Regions from separate parts of the Homo sapiens genome. Here region 1 is linked to region 2. The links are chromatin contacts, found by Hi-C or POLR2A ChIA-PET in ENCODE. All regions are on one chromosome and are shown on one strand. The core of a region is the stretch at or near the end of the contact, and the rest is flanking DNA. Distances in the headings are between cores, read along the strand shown. Region 1 has its middle 140 kb from the start of RYBP. Region 2 has its middle 110 kb from the start of LINC00870.

The links. Hi-C counts contacts between places; a loop is a spot of excess contacts on that map. ChIA-PET counts read pairs that join two places held with the same protein, here RNA polymerase II (POLR2A). Pooled maps may share reads with other maps.
Region 1: a loop to region 2 is called in a map of naive thymus-derived CD4-positive, alpha-beta T cell, with 4 times the contacts of the local background. The contact joins two enhancer-like sites. A Hi-C loop is called at or near these places in 1 of 168 maps with a recorded cell type or tissue (naive thymus-derived CD4-positive, alpha-beta T cell), 1 of 37 single-sample maps with no recorded cell type and 5 of 50 pooled maps. POLR2A ChIA-PET finds 5 or more read pairs at or near these places in 5 of 52 experiments (CD4-positive, alpha-beta T cell, HCT116, OCI-LY7 and 2 more).

What each region holds. Positions count from the first base shown.
Region 1 is chr3:72,309,116-72,311,815 of GRCh38, reverse strand. No RefSeq gene overlaps it. Among named protein-coding and RNA genes, the nearest start is that of RYBP, 140 kb to the left of the region's middle. RefSeq lists enhancers at 801-980, 1,161-1,470. Within about 2 kb of position 1,300, at least 17 of the 41 ENCODE cell types and tissues checked have a DNase peak (open chromatin) inside an H3K27ac peak, as active enhancers do.
Region 2 is chr3:72,254,939-72,257,638 of GRCh38, reverse strand. No RefSeq gene overlaps it. Among named protein-coding and RNA genes, the nearest start is that of LINC00870, 110 kb to the right of the region's middle. Within about 2 kb of position 1,355, at least 6 of the 41 ENCODE cell types and tissues checked have a DNase peak (open chromatin) inside an H3K27ac peak, as active enhancers do.

The sequences.
Region 1 (2,700 bases), core at 51-2,550, 54 kb before region 2:
CATAAATCCTCAAGAGCATGTAGTGGGGTGGCGGGTGACTCTGAAAGTATGAAGGCATGAGGTTTTTATTCCTGGTGTTTCTCTCTACCCTCGTCCCCTCCTCCATTCTGGCTGCTGTGTGCATTTTGTTCTCATTGCCTCGGGAGAGGCAGCAACTCGGAGAGAAGAGAATGTCAGCTCTTGGCCTTGGAGTTGCAAAATCTTAGGCCTGCGGGGAGGAGAAGGACTGATGGGCATCAGTGACGGAAGTGGGGAGGAGAGCTGGGAACAAGATGAATTTCTGGGCCTGGAGATGGCAAGGTTTCTTCTGGGTGGGGAAGGAAGAGAGATGGAGGGGACACAATAAAGGAGAGAGGTCCTGCGGCCATGTGGGCTGGAGGAAACTCAGTTTCCAGGTACTGCCCAGCCCCTCCTGGAGAGGGGACTTGGGTCACCCACCAACAATGCCCAAGGGCTCTCAGTCAGCACCTCCACACCCTCCAGCTTATTACTGCGTTACCATACAGCATCAACACATGGGAGTTGCAAAGGTGGTCCTTTCTGTGGACAGCTGGTGGGACCTCCTAGCTCAGAGGGGAACCTCCAGCCATGTCCCGAGTGCTTGTCTGGCACCTTCGACTTCTCCCTCATGGATGTTCCTGTTTCAGCATCGCAGGCCATCTGCAAACTGTGGAGATGGGGTGGGGGCCTGGACACCTGCTGGGGTAGCAGTGATAGAAAGGACAAGAGGACAGGGTCCCTCAGCACTTCTACCTCCTTGAACCTGCCAGAGTCCACCTGCGGAGGTGGGGCGATGGTGAGCCGCAGCCCCCAGGAGCCCTTTAACTACAGAAGCTCATGGCGTGCAGAGGGAGGCAAAAGATGGGCCATGGAGTCACGCGAATCTGAGGACTGGCTCCAACTCCACCTTTGTCTCCCTCTTCGGAAAGCTGAACAGGGTGCAACGTGAGAAGGCGATCTTCCTTCCTGCCTTGCAGGCACTCTGGGGACGCTGCTTGTTTGCTCTGCTCTGCCAACTCTCCCCTGGGGACTCTCCTCCCCAGCCAGGCTGCCCTGGAGGGTGGAGTCTCCCCGCTGTCCTCCTGCTCCACCCCTCAGTCCACAGACCTTTTCATTTAAAGAGTTCATTGCTACAGGAAACAGATGGTAGTCACAAAAATAATAAACAGAGAGAATTTCAAAGGTTCCGGAAGCTCAGAGTCATGGTCTCAGGCCCGTCGTTAAAGACTTCCTTCTGAGATGGGGCCTGAGAATGACTGCAAACACTGTTGTTTCAGCCACTGGGATGGCCGGGCAGGGAACTGCAGTGCTGAGAGCTGTCAGCCCCTGGACTAGTGTGTAACCCTCACAGTCGTCTTGCAATGGGAGGGTGTCATGACCCCCACTTTACAGATGTAAAAACTGAGTTCAGAGAGCAGGATTGGCTGCATGATTTAGGACATTCAGTGTAAAATAAAAATGTGGGGTCTTTGGTTTAAAAATTAAGAACTTCAAGACTGAAACCACAGCAGACTGTTAAACCAAGTGAGGTGTCCTTCTGATCACAGGCCCTGAGTGACTGCCTGGGACACAGGCTTGTGAAGTCAGCCCTGTCAGAGATTAGGTAACTAGCCCAAGGACACCAGCTAGTGAGAGGCAACCGCGGCTTCCATGCAACGTCTAGGACAGCCTTCAATTGAATTTTGCTATCTTCCTGGTCTTTACCTGTGGACACCCCCATCCCTCCCTCCCACCCGCCATGGCTTGGCTGTCGGCATTATTTTTATAACTTAAAAAGAATCGTTAAAAAGTAAAGCATGACTTTAAGACGCCAACACTACACAAATCCTGATGTTGCTCCCAGAAGCCCTTTGGCTTTTGCTAAAACGGAGGCGGAAGAGGTGATTGGGCATTGCCCCACCTCCTCCTCCATTCAATTAACTTGACAAGGAAACATTTTTGAGACAGATGATTCTCATTTTTAATGCAGTTTGAAAGTCCCTAGGGGCAGGAAGACACTCGGGCTTGCCTACTTCAGGAAGTGGTGTCTTCCCTCCAATTTATACGGACTTTATTTTAAGAGACCTCAGCTGGCTCAGTCCACATTGATAAGCTTCCCCAATGGGATATGCATAATATAGGGCTTACAGTACACATTCAACACAATATCTTAATACATGTTTATACGAATATATATTTGTATTTTATGCTATTATCACAGTGGTTCTTAGAGGAGAGAATGACTTTACCCCTTAGGGGAACATTTAGCAATGTCTGGAAGACATTTCTGCTGTCACAGCTAAGAAGCAGCTGCTATTGGCTTCTAGTGGGTGGGGTTTGGGGGTGCTGCTAGACATCCTACCATGCACAGGGCAGCCCCCCACAACAGAGAAGTATCCAGCCCAAAATGTCAGTGCTGAGGCTGAGAAGCCACAACAAGCAATCATAATTAATTGGTATTGTCAAGGAATGAAAGATTACTGGGACTGGAACCCCACTTTGTAAAAAATCTACCCTTAGGAAATAAATTTTTGAGTGCTGCCAACTGAATTTGTGACTATTATGTAATAACTAACTGGGTCTCAAGTTAGGAGTCAGTTGAACCTCAGATAATCTTCACAACTCCCCCCAAGAAGTTTGAATTCTTTTTTTTTTTTTTTTAGAGGCGAGGTCTTGTTATGTTGCCCAGGTGGGTATCGAACTCTGGAACTCAAGTGATGC
Region 2 (2,700 bases), core at 106-2,605:
GCAACAAAGTCACATTGAAAAGTCTGACTGCAGATACAGAGGGTGGAATAGTTTTGGCCATTTTTGCAAACAATCTGCTACACTTGTGAAATAATAGGCTCAAAATCACTTGGAAGAGCAGAAAGTCTTTACTGCAAAGAAAGATGCGAAGGGCAGAAAATCAGCTTAATCCCACAATCCCAAGGAACGCATTGAGAATGTATTTGTCTGTGTAATCCAGTCATTTCTCAGGCTCATGTAATGGTGTTTTGGGTGGAGTAGGAACCAGAATTTGAACGACCAGATGAACAGAATTAGATGAGAATCCTTTTTCTGGTTGTCTATTTGCAGCCTCTAAGAAGTGAAGTCTCCTGACTCATCCACATTTGAGTTTGGACATATGCTACTGGGACTAATGAATTTAGATAGCTTGGATGGTGGTCCAGTTTCGGGGACCCCCATGATGGGGGATGGTGTCTTTCGTGGTAAACAAGATATCTGACAGCATAAACAGCACAGGGAGGAGCTCTGGGTACTGTATAATGAATACAAGAAACTACCCTACCTCACAGTGGCATATGTGTTTTCTGGAAAGTCACAGCTGTCAACTGAAGGGGAGACATCTCTAAACTCAAATGCTTCAGGGGCTTAAGCAGCTTTGCTGTGTGACCCCTCTAAGTGAGTGTGATGCGGAGAGCATGTCATTCATTTCTTCCAGTTGATGATAGGACTTGCTGGCCACCGGGAGCTGGTGCCAGGAGAGATTTGGGTTTCTGGAGGATGGTGGATTTTCATCTCCAGCAGCACCAGCAAGGAAACAGCAGTTTCAGTGCAAAGAGCTGCGAAATCCCAGCCTTCCTAGCCTCATGGCACCTGGGTCTCTTTCACAGATACACGCAAGCAGTGTTGGAGCCGGAACTGGCCTCTAGAAATGTCGACCAGTTGTCATCCTCACCAGCAGACTACCGGAGTGTTTATTTCTCTTCTGCTTTCGCCAGCTCTGGACATTCTCACTAAAAAATAAAACAACAAATCCTGCATGGCTTTAAGAAGTCTCTTTATACATATGCATACATAGAAGCCGAAGGGTCCCGAAGCCATTCTGATTGGGCAACAATTTGGAAGACAAATGATGACAGCCACATTATGGGGCATGGCCAACCGACTGCCATCCTGCTTGAGAGGGTCCAGCAAGCTGCACACATTTGAATGTTCACTCGGGAGAGCGCTCCTCTCTTCCTCTTCAATTACCCAGCATGGTTACATGGTGCTTTTCACTCACCAAGCCCTGGAGGTTAATTACTCCACACGGTGCCTTTTACCAGCAGGAGGTGTGCCTTGGCAGTCCTCAGCCCTGCACGTGGCCTGCCCAGATGGGTGGCACATCCCGCCCTCGCTGGCTGCTGGGTTTCAGTTTGTTTTTGTTTATGTTGGCTCTGTTTCAACAGAGCCTACAGATGTGGTCAAACTGGAAAGGGGGTGGGGGACTAGAAGCAAAGGGGGGAAATAAAGGCGCCAATCATTTCTGATATCATCTGATCTGAGCAGAACTTTTTGAAGGGGGCAGTGAGAAAAGCCAGGCTTGGTCTGGGCCTCTGCTGCTTTCTATTTTCGGTCTCGTCTCCATCCCACCCAGAGAGTGGGAAGCCCAGGCACTGGGGCTCACCTTAAAGAGCCCGCGCAGAGCTTGCTCGAAGCAGCTCTGATTTCCAGGCCACAGGCAGGAACGGCTTGGCTCATTGGCCTCTTCTCCTCTTGGGGCTCCATGGGACTGGCTTAGTCCTAATGAGAGCTGGCAGACAGAGAGGAAGCAGGGTTGACAGAGAGCTGACTGCCCCTCCCCAGGCAGACTTTTCACCTGGCAGGTAAAAACCATCCCAATTAGCTGCCACAGCAAGGCTGAGCCTGGAGCTCACAGCCCATCCTGTCACCTGCCTTCCCTGGTGGCGGAAGCAGAAGCAAGACTGGGGGGCATGGTGGGTGGGTGGGGGGCTGTAGGCTGTGGGTGTGTGGGAGGACCCAGTTCCCGGAAGAGGCTGCACTTTCTCTGGGGTTTCCACAAAGCCCAGGAGATCTCTTCTGGGACAAACCCTTGCCCCAGCAGGCTTGGGGAGGGGCAATGAAAGAGTTAAGGCCCTCACTTCTTCACCCACCTCCCTGCTCCCCTATGACTGTTCCAGTGGCCCCCCCTTCCTTGTGGGGCTCCTGCGGCTTCCACAGGGAGCCAGGCAGGGCCCTGCCCTTGGCTACATCTGCCAAATGCAAATAGTTGCTAAAGTTATTTAGTGTGTCCTCACGGCTCCTTTTTGTCACTGGTGTTCCCTAGGCAACTGCTGCTGGAATGCAGTCAACTTCTAGAGGTTCTTCACAGGCAGGAATAGAAAATGGCTCTTGCTCACTTCTTGTTTGGGGGCTTCTCTGAGTGGATCCTTACATTGGGAACTAGAGTCCTTGTTTTTCTTATTTGAAAAGAGGACAGCGAGAGAAAGCTGACCAAACTGCCCTCTAGAAGTGGAGGAGGTGGAAATTCAGGGTCCCTTTGCTACTTTCGCTGGATGGAGGTGACCAGGGCTACAGAGAATGGCCTTCAACATGTTTATTTCCTTCTGCCAAGACCTTCCCACAGGAGCGACCTTCCCATAGAGCAAGAGAGGTTTCTCTCTTCTTTCTAAAGATTATACAGATCAGTCAACTTTATCTTAAAGCTATATTTCTCATATA